2 separate regions of the Homo sapiens genome follow, and region 1 is linked to region 2. A link is a loop called in an ENCODE intact Hi-C map of the cell type or tissue named here. Cell type or tissue: endothelial cell of umbilical vein. All regions are shown on one strand. Each heading gives the region's core, and the rest is flanking DNA. Links, peaks and the distances in the headings are about the cores only. Region 1 holds the start of ENTPD1-AS1 (ENTPD1 antisense RNA 1). Region 2 overlaps CC2D2B (coiled-coil and C2 domain containing 2B).

Region 1 (9,409 bases), core at 1,050-9,049, 74 kb before region 2:
TCTGTATTAGTTGCAAGTTGCCTTTGTTTGCAAGTATCAGAGACCTAATGCAAAATAGCTCAAATAAAAAGGAGGATTGGCCGGAGTGGTGGCTCACGCCTGTAATCCCAGCACTTTGAGAGGCCAAGGTGGGCAGATCACCTGAGGTCAGGAGTTCAAGACCAGCCTGGCCAACATGGCAAAACCCTGTCTCTATTAAAAATACAAAAATTAGCTGGGCATGGTGGCACGTGCCTATAATCCCAGCTACTCAGGAGGCTAAGGCAGGAGAATCACTTGAACCTGGGAGGAGGAGGTTGCAGGGAGCCAAGATCATGCCACTGCACTCCAGCCTGGGTGACAGAGTGAGACTCTGTCCCAAAAAAAAAAAAAAAAAAAAGAGGACTTATTCGCTCACATAATAATCAAACCTCAGATAGGAGAGGGATAGAGCAAATCTTAGGGACAACCAGAATAACAATGGGATTCTCTCTCTTTCTGATCTATTATTTTTTCCCTGCATATATTTATTTATTTAAAATATAGGAGATATGCATTCAGATACAAACATGTTTCTGAAGGTGGGAAATTGGTGCAGTCACATTGGAAAATAGTCTAGTAGTTTCTGAAACGGTTAAACATACCTTTACCACAAGACCCAGTAATTTTACTCCTAGGAATATACCCAAGAGAAATGAAAACATATGTCCACAAAAAAATGTGTACATGAATATTTATAGAAGCATTATTCACAATAGCTAAAAGGAAGAAACAACCCAAATGTCCATCAACTGATGAATGAATAAACACCCGGTGGTATATCCATTAATGGAATATCTGGCCACAGAAAGAAATGGAGTACTGATACATGCTACAGTATGGATGAATCTTGAAAACATTATGCTAAGTGAAAGAAGCTAGACCCAAAAGACCCAAATTATTGTATGATTCCACTTACATGAAAAGTCCAAAGTAGGCAAATCTATACAGACAGAAAGATTATGGGTAGCAGATATGGGGGATTGGAGAGATACCTAAAGGTCGTGGGGTTTTTCAGGACAATGGAAATGTTTTAGACTTGATTGTGGTGATAGATGCATAATTCTGTGAATGCTAATAGCCACTGAATTTTACACTTTAAGTGGGCAAATTGTATAATGTGAATTATGTCAATAAAATCATTTAAAAGAACATGTAGACATGGACGACAGGTAAAATGAGCATGGCTGTGTTCCAATAACATTTTATTTATAAAAACAGGCAACTCACCAATTGGCCATCATTTTCTGACCCTTGTTATAGAGTAATAAAAACTAATTTTTTAGCTGGGCACTGGCTTACCAGAAAATAAAATACCACCTTTTCCACATGTCTTGCAGAGGATTGTGTGTAACATTTGGGAACTATCCTGAAATGAAACAATTGTGCTTTTCTTTGAATCCCCTAGTCTTTCCTGTTCACTGGAATGGCTACAGCTCTAACAGCCATCTTAGATCATGAAATTACCTTGGAAAATGGACACCACAGATAGTGGAGCAACAAGATAGGAGGAGCCTGGAATCCTCACCCCATGAATAACTGTACGAACTCTAAATTGATTTCATCTAGATGTCTTAAAAGAAAAAAAAATTAATTTATGTCATGTTTAAATAAACTTATTTTGAAAATTTCTATTACTTCCTCATAGCTGAACATAATTCCAACTATTATACCCCTTAAGGAATTAAAAAAACAGCTATACCTCCTGGAAGGATCAAGTGGATGCTAAAGGAAGCTCAAATCTATGTCTGTCTTTTTTTTGTTTTGTTTTGTTTAACAGCAATTCATTCTTAATATACTGGCCTTTTAAGCTGGAGTCTTACAACTACTTGAGTTCATATTTGTAAAAAAGATGTAAGAGGATATATTCTCTGATTAGCCAATCCTGTGTTAACTTTAAAAAAAATCAAATTTCATAAATAGAAGCAGTAACATATCCCTTATCAGAATAGTTCCACTGTTTACTAAGTCCCTGTAGCTAAGTACAAGCCCCAGGGCTTAGCCCAAGTCCTGATCACTATGTACACAGAGTCTGTTGTGGGTTTCCTCATGAGTTCAGTAGTGTGAACATTAGCGTGTGACATCCTCTGCTCTGCAGAACACAAAAATAACAGGGTCCTCTGGGTATCCAACTTTCCTTGACAAGATTAAAGTAATGTCTAAAGAGCTCTAAAAGTGTCACAAACGATCTATAGACATCATATTTACATTTGTTCATAAAGATACAGGGCTGCAAAGTCACCATAGCATAACTTCTCCTTAAGAGTGTGAGACATAAACACAGACCTAATGTTCTCATGACCGCCCCTACCCAAAAAAGGTATCTCTGTGTTGCAGAGTCACACTCTGTGATGGATTGAACGTTTGTGTGCCCGTCAAATTCATATGGTAAAGCCCTAACCCCCGCTGTGGCTATATCTGGAGATGGGGCCTCTAAGGAAGTAATTAAGATGAAATGAGGTCATAAGGGTGGGTCCCTGATCTGACAGAATTAGTGTCTTATAAGAAGATACACCAGAAAGTTCTCTCTCTTTCTCTTCCACGCCTCTTCATCTCGAGTATGTACCGAGGAAAGGCCATATGAGGATATTGTGAGAAGGCAGCCAGCTGCAACCCAGGAAGAATGCCCCTCACCAGAAAGCAAATTGGTCAAAACCCTGGTTTTGAACTTTGAGCTTCCAGGACAGTGAGAAAATAAATCTCTGTGTGTAAGCCACTCAGTCTATGGTATTTTGGCTGTGTCAACAGACTAATACACACTCCAAAAAAAGAGTGTGTAGAAATTTTTGTTTCAGCGTCATTTTCAAATTGTCCTCTGCTAAAATCTACTTTAATCCCGGCATGGTCATAAGCTGGTTTTACACTCTAGACCTGCTTGAAACTTAAACTTGGCTCACTCTCACGGGTGATTTTTAGGTTCGTTGGATGCTGCAACTCCTATGACACACAGAATGATCAAACATGGATTCCTGGGACTTGGGACTTTTGGTACTAAAGCAGGGAAAGTCCAAGGGCACTGGACAAGTTGGTCACTCTAGATAGGCAATACATTCTGTTCCTCCAGCTATTGCTCCATCTACAGCTATGGCTTCTCTAACAATCCATACCATACAGATTCTCTCCATACACAAGAGTCAAAAAGGTCTCAGGCCAACTTTCTCTTTTTTTCACGTGGCCCACATCTGCTGCACGAGAAACACTCAGGCATCATTTGCCTTGACAAACTACGGCAGTGACTACAGATCCCAACATAGCAACTTTCCTTCACTCCTATGCCAAAATTCTCACTGGCCCATCTCTCCTACCCCTGGGATTTCCCAGATGTGAGTCACGATACTACTGTACCTCTCAAAACCCAGGAAATGCATGTCAAGTTCTCTGAGTATTGCTATTGAAGCCCCCTTCACTAGACTTGAAGGTGACTGGGGAAGCATATAACAATGGCTCTCCCCAAAACTTCTCCTCATAAACTCATCTCTTTCAACATCTTCTTTTAACCCATGAAACTGGTGAAAGGTTCCAATAGCGGCAAAACCAGTTCTTGGACTGTGGCTGCCAATACAGGGAGCAAAACTGATCAAGGGCTCTAGATGCTTGCTGCACTCTGAATTCCCTGGCCACATTTTCACCCATGGGCTGCTCCAGCCGGTGACTGAGAGCAGCACAGATAATAAGGCAGGCTGGCTCCTGAAAGAAGGACTCCTCTGACAGGTGATTTTGGCTTGAGGATTTCCAATAGCCTTTCTAAATCTTGCTTAGACTGTTTGGCAGTCCAGGAAACTTCCACCACCCTTCCCTCTCTCTCTGCTTTACTCAATTTCAGACTTGCAGCCTCTCCCAGTCTTGCTTGGCTCCCGCCCATTCTCTCTCACAGGTGTTTCCTCTAATAAAATTGTTGCACATTTAATCCCATCATAACAACTTCTCATCAGAGCCAGACTAATGTAAAGACATTTCTTTGGAAAACATGCATCTTGTCAGCACCTCACTTTGGCGTTTCATAGTTGTTGCTTTATAATGCTGCAGGCAAAACTTCCAGTTTATAGTTATACTACTAACCACAGGATGAATGAATGACATGGTAAGATAAAAAAACAGGAAAAATGATGGGATTTTACTTTACATTTCTTGTTGTTCAACCCCTCCATTTTTGTTAAAATATATGTCTAATTTGAATGCGCATCAAGATGAATTTTTAGTAAGACTTATCACTGTGGGTGCTGAGTATGTGAGCAGGAACATCATAGATGCTAATTTACCTTTTAGTAGGCAACCAGGCCTGTGCCAGGACTTGGATAAGAAGGCTGTTACATGCTACCCTGGAGTTCCAAAGTAACCCCAATATCACCATCTGTCTTTGTTCCTCCACATTTTCTTCTTCCCGTGATCCCTTCTCATTTTTCCTTTCTATCTTCTTTTACTTGTTTTGTCACTGCTTTAGAAGTCACTAATAAGCAATAGTGGGAAGTAGAGTATGTGAATAAAGAATGAAGCTTTCTTTGGCAGTCTGAAATAAATTGCTTAAAACTGTACCCCAAAGCAGCCAGAATAAAAATAGCTTTTTATATTTGTTCTCCACCATTTCAAGTATCCAAACGCCCCACATGACTTGACCCCTGCAACTTTGTTTTAGGGAAGACTTTTGGTGGTAGCATACTCTCATACGAAAGTGTGTGAAAAACATCAATTTGCTTTTTTACTTTTCCTGTGAGGATTATAGAACCAAAACAAAATATCGAAAATTTTGAGAATACACTGACTCACAAAAATCCAATGCTTTTCTAGTCAAACAGGATTTCTCTACGTGATTTGTATCAAGGACGGTCATTTATCAAAATGTGACAACATGCCTTTGCCGTCATTATAACAGCAGGCAATTAAAAATGTTTTTACCATAGCCAGTTTGCTTATTTTTCTATTTTAAAAGGGTTTTATAGCAGATATGCAAAAGAGAAAGCAGAGAGAAAAAAATAAAATCACTCTCTATTCAAACACTATCACTGTTAATTTTGATGTATTTCTTGTGTTTTTCTAGGCATAATTTGTTTTTACAAAAACATAGCCTTAGTGGCTAGTCCCACTTTATTATGTGAGTACTGGTCAATGCAGAAAGAAGACTAAACAAACTACAGATTGGTTTTCAGTCATATTCTAAAGAAACAGAAGCCAAACAAACACTTGGTCTGGTGGAAAGTCCAAGATTATGGTCCTTGGCCCTCTGTTAAGGCCAGCTAGAGTATCTGGTGATGGTGAGAGGCCTCCAACTGTCTTAGTCCTGGATTTAAAAGGGCCTAAACGGAGCTAAAATGTTCCCCAGAGCCTAGCAATCATTGACAGTTTCCTCAGGTAACCAGCGCTGCAGACGGAGAATGCTGCAAAGGCAAGGTGTCAGAAACCAATTGAAATCCGAGGTTCAGCCAAGGGGACCCAGGCACACACGTGGGCCTTGTGTTCACCATAAAGAGCATACTGGCTACAAGTTGGCCCCTCTCTGGGCAACAGAGTGCCTAACTTAAAGGGGCTTACGAGGATGCCATGCGCCAACAGCTCTGGTTTTACAAAATGGAGTCACCAGGGAGAACGCGGTGTCTGGGTTAGACCACGTTCACCAAGTACCAGCTATACGATCTCGGACAAATTTACTTGCCCTCTCTTAACCTTAGTTTCCCCATATATAAAATGTAAGTGATACATTTCTGACTGCTGGGATTGTAAGGAAGGGATTAAATGGCTTGCCAATGAGGTGTTCAGCACAATGCCTGCCTAACACGTAAAACGTGTTGGGGTTGGTTGGTTGTAAGACCCACAACCTCTCTCCCCACTCTACCCCCGCCCCGCCACCAGCAGCCCAGCTGCAGCCGCTTCCGGGAACCACTTCGCTTCGGTCTCCCACTGCCGAACGCGGATCCCTCCGCGTTGCGTCACTTCCGGGAGACTCTGGCCGCGGCGATTCAATATATCCGGAAGCAACTGTCATGGCTGCTGTCAGTGAGGGCCCGTAATGGAGATCGAGTCAAGGGTTGCCCAGGGACACTTAAGAGCCTTCGGCTTCAAGGAGGCCTCTCAAAGGACAAAGGATGAGACTGCCTGGCGGCAGAGTGCCCCCCACAATCGTAGGAACTGTGTCGCCGCGCTTCCCGTTAACTTGCCGCTAAGTTTTTCTAGAAAAGTCGCCCTTCTTGCCAGGGTGGGACCTCACTTCTGACCTAGCCCTTCTTTGTGTACCAAGTTTTTGTTTCCGTCATTTCCCGCAGCCCGGGAGCTCGGCGGGCGATACTGTGGTAGCCTGGGAGGAAGGGGCGGGCCGGATGCTGGAACCGAGAGAGGTGGGGCTCGTCGAGGAGTCACGGGCGGCCGAGGCTGGAGTCTCCTAAATGCAACCTTGAGCTGTTCCACCCTTTGGTGCTTGGTCTGTTAGCTCGAGGTGCTCCTCACCGTGGAGGCGTTTAGAGCTGGTCATAAGGCTCTTACCTGCTGACCCAACCACCCTCAACCACAGCTTGCCCTGCTCCAGATAGACTTTGATCCTAGAAAATATCTAAGATGGGTGTAGTGCAGTATGTTATTGTTTTAAGTCTCAAACATAAGCAAACTATTATTAAAAGTTTTAGAATTAATAGGCAGAGTTCACATATTGGGTCGTGTTATTGTTTTAAGGTTTAAATTTAGATAACATGTTAGTACTTGTTGAGATTTTAACAAAAGCATTAAAAAAATGAGAAAATAGATTAATCTTTAGAATATTTTAAGTTTGCTACTGCGCAGTGGTAACATGAAGACACCTCATAATAAGTCTTTGATTACCAGAAGCTTCTGAAAGTAAAATTATGGGTATATTAATGTGAGTTTTCCTCTCTGCAGGGTGTCCTATAGACTTTGTCATGGAGTGAAACAGAAACAAATGTGAGTTAATCATTAACATTTCCTAGTGGTTAAAATTACTTTTTAAGCGCTTAACTGTGTATTTTTTAGATTGAAGATTTCAAATGAAATTTTGATTTGACTGAAATATTTAATATGTGATGAGTTGATATTAAAATACAGAAGATTACTATTTTTATAGAAACAATAATGTAGAAACTAATATTTGAAGCAGGTTTACTCCACATACTGTGTTATAATTTAAATTTTCACTTAAACTCTCAAAATCAGAAGAGCTGACCTAGTAAGGCTTAAACCTCTAAAACTTGTGGTTTTAACAAGGCTTAATATACGTAGTTATAATAGTTTTTAAAAAAATTGTTATCAAGTTCCTCAGGTGATTCTGATATAGTATTTTAAAGAAAGCAAAGAGAAATGATCTGTTTATACATTTTAAATATTTTGTTCCTTATTTATGTATTGAGACTGTGCTTATAAATGCATTCACACGCATTGAAGTACATAATTTGATCGTCATGCCAGCCTGGAATCTTGCTTTTTGTATGGTTTCTTGCAGGTAGGTCTATTGGGTTCTTGGCATAGTACCTGGACAAAACATTGTTAAGGTGGAAATTTTCATTGTATTTATCACTTCAAACACTTGACCAGTTTATTTAGTTTTCAAGCGCTTTAGACAACTATATGTGGGCTTGACTTAGTGTATAATAAATGTAAAGTTTGATCTCAAGTAGTTGACATTTATGGAGTATTTACCATATGCCAATCTTTGTGATAATTGCTAGACATATTTTATTTAATGCTTACAGCAGTACTGTGAGTTAGGTTTGTTAAATCCCTGTTTTAATAGATGGAGAAACTGAGGCAAGGACGGATTAAGTTACAAATCCGTCTTTGTAACTTAGAGCCATCTTCTTACCTACTTGTTTTGTATGACACCCTTTTCCTCCATATAACTGAACACTGGTAGAAGAGTGAATGACTGTAGAAAACAGACCTGGACTCTATTCTACCTGTCCAGCTTTGTAAACTAGGGCAAGTTGTGTGACCACTCTGAATTTCATTTTCCTCACCTATAATAAATGAAAACTTTGAACTATTATGTTTTATTGAATCTTGAATCATCAGAAATCCTTAAGGCTGGGTGTGGTGCTTCACGCCTGTAATCCCACCACTTTGGGAGGCCCAGATGGGAGGATTGCTTGAGGCCAGGAGTTTGAGACCAGCCTGGTCAGTCAGCATAGCGATATCCCATCTCTACCACAAAAAAAAAAAAAAAAATTCCTTAAAATGGTGCCTTTACCATCAAACCTGGGATTTTCTTCCAAGCCCCTAGTGCTCATTCTGAGTTTTGAAGTTTTGATGCACGGCAGTGCCAACTCCATCTCCATTGCCGTCTAGTCTGATTACATTGTAAGATGTGACTGATTTCAGAGATGTCAAAATGTAAAATAATGTGCATCTTGGAACTAATGAGCTCTTTTTCAACCCTGACTCTGTAACATCTGTGACTTTTTAACATTTTATTGCAGGATTAAGTATTTTTGAATGTAAATGATTCAAGATAACACATAGACTTCGTTTGATGACATCTGCAAAATAAATTTTTAAAAAATTTGGGCTTCATGATAATGGAAAAGTAGAAACTATGTTTGTCTTTATCACCTGTGAATCCCCCATATTGAGAACATGCCTGGCACATAGTGAGTGTTCAGTAATCATTTACTCAATGAAGTAAACAAGTCTTCATTTCTTTTTTCTTTGTTTGAGACAATCTCACTCTGTTGCTCATGCTGGAGTGCAGTGACGCTATCTTGGCTCACTGCAACCTCTGCCTCCAAGGCTCAAGTGATCCTCCCGCCTCAGCCTCCCAAGTAGCTAGGACTACAGGCACACACCACCGCACCAGTTAATTTTTGAATTTTTTTGTAGAGACAGGGTCTTACCATATTTCCCAGGCTGGTCTTGAACTTCTGGGCTCAAGCCATCTGCCTGCCTCAGCTTCCAAAGTTCTAGGATTACAGGCATCAGCCACTGTGCCCTGCCACGTCTTCATTTCATATTACAAATACAATATTAAAAAATTGTGTTTGACTTGAATTAGACATAAAATACACAGTCATGCATCGCTTAATGACAGGGATACATTCTGAGAAATGTGTTGGGTGATTTTGTTATTGTGCGTGTACTTACATAAATCTACATGGTATGGGCTACTACATATCTGTATGGTATGGCGTATTGCTCCTAGGTTACAAACCTGTATAGCATGTTACTGTACTGGATACCATAGGTGGTTGTAACACAATGGTATTTGCATATGTAAACATGTCTAGACATAGAAAAGGTACAGTAAAAATATTATAACTTTATGGGACCGTCAGTGAAATGTCATTATGTAGCACATGACTGCAATAGTATTAATAGTGTAAAACTATTTTGCACTGAAATTTTTTGCATTCAGAAGTTCACTGTTGTAAACTGTCTTTCTTTCCAAATATCTTTTCTTCTG
Region 2 (9,409 bases), core at 567-8,566:
TTTCAAACTCCACATAAATGGTTTTGTACTGTATGTGTCATTTCATGTCTTTTTATTTTGCTCAGCATTACATTTTTTATATTCTTTCATGTAGATATGCATGACTCTTGGCCAGTGATTCTCAACCTCGGCTGCACATTGGCATCAACTGGGGAACCTTCAAAGCTCCTGGCATGTGGGTTCCACCCTCAGAGATTGTGATGTAATGCACTGACAGTCAAATTGGGAACAACTGTAAATTGGCTCAGTTCATTCATCTTTTACTGCTGTACAGAAGATTTCATTGTATAAGTACTTCACAACTCATGTACTGATTTCTAGTTGATGAACTGTTTCAAATTTTTGTTATTTCAAGCAATTCTCTAATGAATGTTGTTGTACTTGTCTCCCCGTGAATGTTCCTCTGGGGTATATACTGAGAAGTTTGAATTGGCACATCAAAGGTTGAGCATCTTCACCTTTACCAGGTATTATCAACATATTGTTTTCCAAAGCATTTACAGAAATGTGTGCTTCCACCACTTCTCTGCCTCTTTGACAACACTCAGTATGATCACACATTTTTTTTTGCCAATTTTATGCATGTGAAATAATTTTATTGTTTTAGTTGTTTATTTATCTTAGAGAAAAGGTCTTGCAGTAGGCTCCTAGGCTGGAGTGCAGTGGTGCGATCATAGCTCACTGTAACCTCAACCTCCTGGGCTCAAACAGTCCTCTCACCTAAGCGTCCTGAGTAGCTGGGACTACACTTGCGCATCATCACCATGCCCGGGTAGTTCTTTTGTTTTTATTTTTAGAGACAGGGTCTTGCTCTGCTGCCCAGGCTGGTCTCGAACTCCTGGCCTCAAGTGATCCTCATGGCTTGACCGCCCCAAGTGTTGGGATTACAGGCATAAGCCACCATGTCCAGCAATTGTTTTATTGTTTTAAATTGTATTTACTTGATTATGAGTGAGGTTTAGCATGTAAGTTACTGCTTCTATGAATTGTCTTTTGCCTAATTTTTCTATTGTTCTTTTGCTCTCTCTTATCCTTTCTCTCTCTCTCCCTCCCTCCCTCTGGGCTCCTGTCTCCTCATTTGTGGACTGTGCAATTGCTGACACCCTGCACAGCTTGGCCCTCAATCCAGAAACAGCTGTTGACATGGTATTTCTAGTGCCTTCCCAAAGTAATACTGAGTACATCACAGATCCATTAGCCAACCCATGTAGTGATTGAGTTACTTCTTGGTCTCCTGTACCCTGAGCCCCAGACAGTGAGTCTATAGCTTTCCTTCCCATCTCCTTTCAAAAACAGGGAAGTAAAGTAGCCCCACCACAGTCCCTGTCTTTAAAAAGTGATGCTTGCTCTGGTTCTCTGGCTTTCATGAAGCATTTTCAGATCTTGCTGCCATCCCTGCTCCAGCCTACTCACTGCTAGTGTTTCTGTCCTGTTTCTATTCCGTGAGACAACTATCATGGTTGGGAGTCCAGAAAGCTTTTTGTCAATTTTTCTACTTGATCCTTACCATAGATATGGCGCAGGAGGGCTAGGTCAGAGTTAGAACTTACTACACATCTTGAACATTATATGTTATGTTTTATGGTGAAAAAATTTTAAATTCTATTTTAGCATCTAAATTTGCATTTAAGATGTCACTTTCTTCTCAATTTATTTTTTCTGCAAGTAGGGGAAAGAGCCTGTGAGCTGGATGGCAGAGAAAACTAGTTTTTAAATTAATATTGCCAAATATTTCAGTAACCAACCAACTATAAAACATAATAAGAGCTGTCACAATTAGTAAAGATTAGAAGCAATGGTAACTCTCATACAGACACCCCTGGGAAAATATGATTTACCTGTATGCTTTGTATTTTTGTTCCTTGAACGTTTTTTGGAAGCAACTGCTTCCAGAAACTTTCCTTTGAATAGTCAAAAAATACAGCCATTGGTGTATTATTTTGTTGAATATTAAACCAGACCTATGAAAACATTAATATAACATTAGTGTAGGTCCATAGGAACACAAGGCCCATTGTTGGTAAGGAAGGAGCAAAATTTTACAGTCTTACTACTCAATGAAGTGGCAGAATCCCAGCGGGGTTCTGAGGCAGGAGATAAAGAGATTCTAGGGTTTCATGATCATTAGACTACCTCAACGGTTCTCATCCTTGAAGGCACTACACAATCACCTGGAGGAGCTTTAGTGATAAAAGATTGCCCCGGCCCCATGCCCTAGGGAATCTGATAGACTATCTATATTTAAAGTTCCCCAGGTGATTCTAGTGTGTAGCCAGGGTGACTCTAGAGGAGATAACTCAAGATTTTTTTTCCCCATATACTTACATTTCTATCATCAAACAAACAATCTACACTTTTTAAGGGACAAAACGGGTCAAACTGCTTATAACATTGGCCAGTTGATGGATTCCAAAGCAAATATTCATTAGTTTCTTGAGTTACTACATAAGCCACATGCCCCTGTATGAGAAAAAAGAAAGTAATTTTTGGTGGATTTAAATAATTTCTATATATGGAAATTATACTGTGATGATTCTAATTTTTAAAGCCTTTTTTAGTGGAGTGTGGTGGCTTATACCTGTAATCCCGGCTCTTTGGGAGGCTGAGGTGGGAGGATCACTTGAGCCCAGGAGTTTGAGACCAGCCTGGGCAACATAAGGAAACCCTGTATCTATCACAAAAAATTTTTTTTTTAATTTGCTGGGCACAGCGGCACACACACCTGTAGTCCCAGCTACTTGGGAGGCTAAGGTGGGAGGATCGCTTGAGCCTGAGGAGTTGAGACTGCAATAAGCTGTGATAATGCCACTGCCCTATAGCTTGGGTGACAGAGTGAGATCCTGTCTCAATAACAAACAAACAACAAAAATAAATAAAAGCCTTTTTGAGGGCTTTTACATTTTCTTTGAAATAAAAAAAAAAAAAAGAAAGAAAAAGAAAAAACAAACCAAAGCTCCAGAAATCCTCAGCCCCAGGTTAGCATGAGGATTCAGATGAAACAACTTGTGAGCCAGTGCTGTCATGTATGGTCCTGCAGAGTGTGCCCCGATGGCAACACAGCTGCTGTTTTAACAAATCAGTGCATTACAAGGGTTTCCCAACAGATAGTACTGCAGTGTTTTGAGGTAGGGCACTTTTGTCTAATTCATACAAGATGCTATATGGACTATCCCTGCTTTGGTTAGAATATATTTGGAGACTGAGGGTGAACACCAGGCAGAGATAGGAAATGGAAACTGGCTTAAGGCTCTGACAAAACCAAGTAAAGTTAAAAAGCCATTAAATTAAATTTGGGAACAAGATTTGCAATTAGAAGCTAAAGGGAAGTATGCAGGAAACCAGTCTGAGGAATAAAAAGTAGTTATTATGTTGTTATTATTTTGCTCTGAAAGATAAGACTTTTTGTAGTGTAAGCCTATCCTACCAAAGAATAAAAATTTTTAGGTAATAATAATAATGAGACTATTTAATTTATTGAGTATTTATGTGCATCAGATATTATGCTAAGAATTAACACTAACTTTGTCACTTTCATTCACTCCAAATTCTGGGAGGAAGGGTTATTATGCCCATCTTTCATATAAAGAATCAGAGGTTAAGAGCCTTGTCAAAAGAGCCTGTGAGTGGCATTACTCCTGTCTCATGAGGAGGTAACTGAGGCTCAGAGAAGTAAACAAGGCTGAGATCATACAGTTAGTGGCATTGCTGGGTTTTTTGTCTGTGTGTGTGACAGGGTCTTGCTCTGTTGCCCAGGTTGGAGTGCAGTGGTGCCATTATAGCTCACTGCAGCCTCGACCTCCCAGGCTCAAGCGATCTTCCCTCCTCAGTCTAAGTATGTGGGACCACAGGTATGTGTCAGTATGCCTGGCTTATTTATTTATTTATTTATTTATTTATAGAGGTGGGGTCTCCCTGTGTTATCCAGGCTGATCTTGAACTCCTGAGCTCAAGCAATCCTCCCTCCTCAGCCTCCCAAAGTGCTGGGATCATAGGCATGAGCCACCATGCTCAGCAATTGCTGCATTTTAAACCTGTGTCTGACTGTCCCCCAAACCCATATTATTAAAACTACGCTGTGCAGCCTGCTCTCCTCGACTTCACAGCCCTTGCTCTTGGTCACTGTGCTCATCATCTTTATAGTAAAGAGGAGGCTTTACCTTAACCCCATGGCTGAGGTGAAACTGTGCAGGGCTACCTCCTGCAGTGTTGGTCCACAGGTACTAACGCTAATAGTTGCCAAAATATTGTTGACTGTTTACTGCCATCTAGTGGCACTTACAACTACGGCAGGAGATCATATAGAGGGAATGAACTTCTATTAATAGTTAACAAGCTTGGCAATGAAATAATAAACAATGCCGAGAGGATACAGGGAAATAAATCATCATGACAAAAACCATAAGGCAAGACTGTAAATACTGACACTTAGCAAGATACTCATGGTAGGGCTAGAAACAGTTCAGAAATGATAGCTTTCTGGTGGTACAAATGTAGAAGAAGCATATAAATTAAGCTGTAAACATTTCAGATAGGGAAACATTAATTCCTGGCTCACTTCTTATAAGATTAAAACCTCAGCAATGGAGCATGAGGAGAAGTGTTTTTTTTACAGATCTTAAAATACACTTATTAGAAACATATGATGGGCTGGGCACAGTGGCTCATGCCTGTAATCCCAGCACTTTGGGAGACCAAGGCGGGTGGATCACCTGAGGTCAGGAGTCAAGACCAGCCTGGCCAACATGATGAAACCCCATCTCTACTAAAAATACAAAAAATTAGCCGGGCGTGGTGGGTGCCTGTAATCCCAGCTACTCGGGAGGTTGAGGCAGAAAAATCACTAGAACGCGGGAGGCAGAGGTTGTAGTGAGGCGAGATCACGCTATTGCCCTCCAGCCTGGGCAGCAAGAGCGAAACTCCATCTCAAAAAACAAAAATAAAAACAAAAACCATATGATGATCATGGTGGTAACGATGGATAACAGCTGCCACAACTACACTATAACTATTACTACATTACCACCACCATCACCACCACCTTTATTGAGTCCAGGTGCTGCTCTCAGTCACTTAATATGTACTAAGTAATTTAATATTCCCAGTAACCCTATGATGTAGCACTATTTTTAGTACTCTTTTACAGGGGAGAAAAGCAAAAGGAAATCAGTCTTTACATTGTAAAAATTTTGATGAACCAACATTATCCTCTTAACTAATCATTGCTTGCCCATGAAATTCCAAATTAGTTTGTGAAGAGATGGAAACCTGGGTTTGAAGTCTTCTAAACTTGCAGCTGAAATCTGATTTCCTTTTGCTTACATTATTTCAATATGAACTCCAGCACTTACTTCTAACACTGACGTTCCCAAGAGGACCAGTGCCTTCTTTCCAAAATACAGAAAGAAATTACAGAGAAGGATGGCATGCTCCTCCTTATTTCCGATAGCTAAACTGATGCAGTGCTAAGACAAAACAAAAGCAATAGGAACAAAAAAAGAAAAGTGCGGGAAAGTTGAGTAACGCAAGCATCCAACTGATGCGGAGCACCTGTACTCACTCCAGTTCCAAACACATTTATTTTTACCAAGTTGCTAAGTTGACAGCAGAGCAGACAGCTCCAGCTTTGCTAGGGCATTAGAGGAAGAGAACATTGACTTGGAGCATTGGGGCCACCTTTATTATAGAACACTTAATGTAGATATTGTATAGAGTGACCAGACAATTTATACCCAAAATGGGATGTTTTTGTTTAGGACAAATATTAAAGTGCCCTGGGCAAGCAGGGACATATGGACTGGTATTTCGAGGAACCTTATCTGATAGGGAATCATATAGTGTTTGTAGGAAGTGATCCTTTGGGCTGTGGAGCTACATTCTGTCCTGTACCAATATAGTACTGTCAACTCAAAGAAAGGAAGAAATCTGAGTTGGATGTTAATCAGGAAAAGTGACTGAAACGTCTTCAACTCAAAGAGCTGAACAGCTGAGCAGGGTGTAACAGATCAAATAGAGAGTGCCCAGTAAAGCACAGCAATATAGCAGGGGAGAAAAAGTATAGCAGAAGTAGCCAACTGGTGGTCTATGACTTAGTTCTAGTCTACAGGTGTGTTTTGTTTGGCTCCCAGAATGTCAAAAAAAGAGAGAACATTTTCTTAGAAAACTCTGGATTTCTGGATTTTGTTGAAAAAAAAAACAAAAACAAACTCTAGCAAAGACTTGGGTCCAAATGCTCAGATGGCAACAATCTGTTGCTGACTAGTGGCTACACCATTTAAATGAGGTGTATGGCCAGGCGCGGTGGCTCATGCTTGTAATCCCAGCACTTTGGGAGGCTGAGGCGGCCAGATCACGAGGTCAGGAGATTGAGACCATCCTGGCCAACATGGTGAAACCCCATCTCTGCTAAAATACAAAAAAAAAAAAAAAAAAAATTAGCTGGGCCTGGTGGTGCGTGCCTGTAATTCCAGCTACTCAGGAGGCTGAGGCAGGAGAATTGCTTGAACTAGGGAGTTAGAGGTTGCAGTGAGTCGAGATCGTGCCACTGCACTCCAGCCTGGCGACAGAGCGAGACTCCATTTAAAAAAAAAATGATGTGGCATGCACTCTCCAGTTCAATACAGTCCCTGAGAAGGGGCTGTGGGGGCCAGGGAGGTGGGGATAAGGGGTGGGGAGCTATAGAGCTCATGGCAATGACTATTTACCAATCATTATGGAAGCATTGCAATGTTTTAACAACTGATATGGCCCTATCAGTGTGCATTGGCTGAACCTGATGGTGAAGGATGGGGGTTAGGGAGGATAGTTAAGGAGGCCCTTCTGAAAGAACAGTGTGAACAGGTGAGCTAAGGGCAGAATAACAATAGTCTTCATTGTCAGGTCAAGGAGGTTCTGGATTTTATAAGAGGAGTAGGGAGAGGATGACAGTAGGGAACTAAGTTTTCCTGAGGTCCAGATGCTTTGCATGTTACTACATTTAGTCTTTTTAAAACTCCTGTATGACATAGATAAGGAAATTGAGGTCCAAAGAAGTTAACTTATCTTAGGTCGCACATCTACTAAGTCTTTGAACTAGGATTTTGAACCAAGGTTGTTTGTTTGTTTTACTCCAAAGACTGTGTGTTAGGTGAGAGAAAATAATTCTTTTCTTGTAAAACTGAATCAGTCATACACTCATGGTTTATGACACAAACATGATTTAAGCTGAAATGGAAGAAATACTCTAAATACTCTACTTAGGGTTGCCAGACTTGAAAAGAAGTTATAGGATGCCCAGTTAGATTTGAATTTCAGATAAACAACAAATAATTTATTACTAAAAGTTTGTCCTGAATATTGCATGGGGCCTGTATTTTATTTGGCAATCAGACTAAAGAGGACTTTAATCTAAGTGCTAAGGAAGAGCACTGTTCTACGAGCTCTTCACTCAGATGGGGGTGATGGGGGAAAGCTTTTGGGAAGTGACAGTGCTTGCACAAGACTTCAGGGTCTGACCAACTCCATAGTGACAAGTCACACTGCTCTCTGGAGAATGGCATAATATTATACTCCTGGAATTCCCGTTGAGTCAAAATATTCATGAGCTACCACTTAGAATGTTGAAAAGATTTTTGGTATTCATGAATTATTTCCATAGATTGTTATGGAACTGAAGATGATGTATAAAATTATCAAATACTTTTAAATTTCACAAGGCAAAGTAATACATAAATACATAATATTTTTAAAAGGTTTCCTTAAAAGAAATACTATATATTTCAATTATATATATAAAATGTAATTTATTACCTCTGATGTCATCCATATATCAGAGCCATCATTTTCATCTGGTGTATTAGGCACAAAAGGAATCAAAGATACAAATCGAGCAATGAGGTCCTAGAATAATATTCACATTTATTGAGTGTGTGCTGTATGTCCATCACTTAGCACAATGCTTTACATGCACTCTCTCATTTAGCATATAATCTAAGCCTATAAAAGTAGACACTATTATTATTCTAGTATTACAGAAGAGGAAATAAGCTTGGAGTAATAAAATAACTTGCCCTGGGTTCCATGGCTAATACAATATGTGAAGTCTCTGGGAAACTGAGCCCAAGTTGGGCTGACTGCACAGGGTGCATGTAACCATTATATTTTATTTATATTTATTTATTTAGTAATTATTTAATTTATTACTAAAATTTTAAATATTACAATAATATGTTTCCACATTAAACATGTACTTTAAAGTACAACTGTTAAAAAATTTTAAGATATTGAAGAATAGCAAAGGTTTTTTTTTTTTTGGTTCAAAATCTATCACAATTATTTTTGTGAATATAACTTTATTATAAGCTGCTGCAGCAGGGAGATATTAGGGTAGTACAATGTGCTTTGTCAAACAATAGAAGTTATACTATGGATTTTTCCCCTATAGTGCTGGAGACAAAGACTCAGACTAATCTAGGAAAGGAGAAAGGGGTGCAAATAAACAATGTGTTAACGTAGAAAGTTCATGAACTGATGTTGAATAGCTGCCATTTATGTGCCATTATGACCTTCTACACTGGTGACTTCATGCAATTAATGAACAAGACTCACAATCCTTGACAAGCAAAGGAGCTCAGATTTGTACATAGTTTTTAAAAGATAAAGATAGCCTTTGAAATAGATCTGAGAGCACTATTACCTCCTTGGATATTGGGTGTCAGGACACACAGGCAGAAAGAAACCCATGATGGAAAAGCGGTGTAGCAATAGGCAATCTAAATTAGAACTTTTGATTTTAGCTTAAAGAGTCCAGCTAAGGGAGCTTTATGACTCACAAACAGTACAAATATTTTGAGGACAGACAACTCACTAGATTGAACCCAAATACACAAAAGGTAAAAGTGATTCTTCACAGATGCCCTTTAATCACAATGAAGATGTTAAAAATAATAATAACTTACAAATGTTGCATTAGAATTGTGAAGAAATATATCCAGAAGTTGCTGAGGTGGATTTAATGCCTTGATATATCTTGTGACTAAGAACTGTATCCCTTCATCATTAAAAACAGTAGTTACGATTCTTCGGTTGGGAAACATTGCCTTACAATTCTTTTTAAAAATCTGTGCTCTCTGCAAGACCTCTGTTTGATCTAAAAACTACAATAAAATGTAAAGTATTTCAGAATTGTACTGTATTGTTCTCACAAGAAAATATCAAGAACCAATGTTTATTTTTGCCATCTTTGAAATTATTACTGGTTTTTAAAATAGTTCATACCTCTTTGATGGTATATATAAAAGAAATTCAATGTAAAACCTACCTTATCTAGTGTTGGATTACAGGTGACATATGATATTTGAGGTTCAATGGTAGCAAAAATATTTAAGAATGTACATTCTTTTAAATTCTGCTCATTGGAATCTTCTTTAGGAAA

Evidence for each region. Hi-C counts contacts between places; a loop is a spot of excess contacts. Peaks named below come from ENCODE experiments on the same cell type or tissue, not always from the same donor. Only the 100,000 strongest peaks of a DNase experiment are listed, where the experiment ranks them.
Region 1: a loop joins it to region 2, with 6 times the contacts of the local background. A loop is called at or near these places in 4 of 110 quality-filtered maps.

The regions. Positions count from the first base shown.
Region 1 is chr10:96,086,778-96,096,186 of GRCh38, reverse strand. It overlaps ENTPD1-AS1 (ENTPD1 antisense RNA 1), which reads left to right and starts at 5,952. Exons shown (of 6, transcript NR_038444.1): 1 at 5,952-6,205; 2 at 6,880-6,921. RefSeq lists enhancers at 5,803-5,852, 5,863-6,232. In endothelial cell of umbilical vein, for the core only: no CTCF peak of the experiment used is centred there; DNase peaks (open chromatin) are centred at 3,916, 5,946 and 6,246; H3K4me3 peaks cover 998 bases; H3K27ac peaks cover 1,125 bases; H3K27me3 peaks cover 1,910 bases.
Region 2 is chr10:96,012,254-96,021,662 of GRCh38, reverse strand. CC2D2B (coiled-coil and C2 domain containing 2B) reads right to left here. Exons shown (of 35, transcript NM_001349008.3): 27 at 9,296-9,409; 28 at 8,934-9,131; 29 at 7,786-7,875; 30 at 5,349-5,462; 31 at 2,326-2,460; 32 at 1,839-1,961. The region is part of intron 2 of ENTPD1-AS1 (ENTPD1 antisense RNA 1); the gene reads left to right. Among named protein-coding and RNA genes, the nearest start is that of CCNJ, 27 kb to the left of the region's middle. In endothelial cell of umbilical vein, for the core only: CTCF peaks have their summits at 4,081 and 4,280 (motif pointing left); a DNase peak (open chromatin) is centred at 4,282; H3K27me3 peaks cover 706 bases.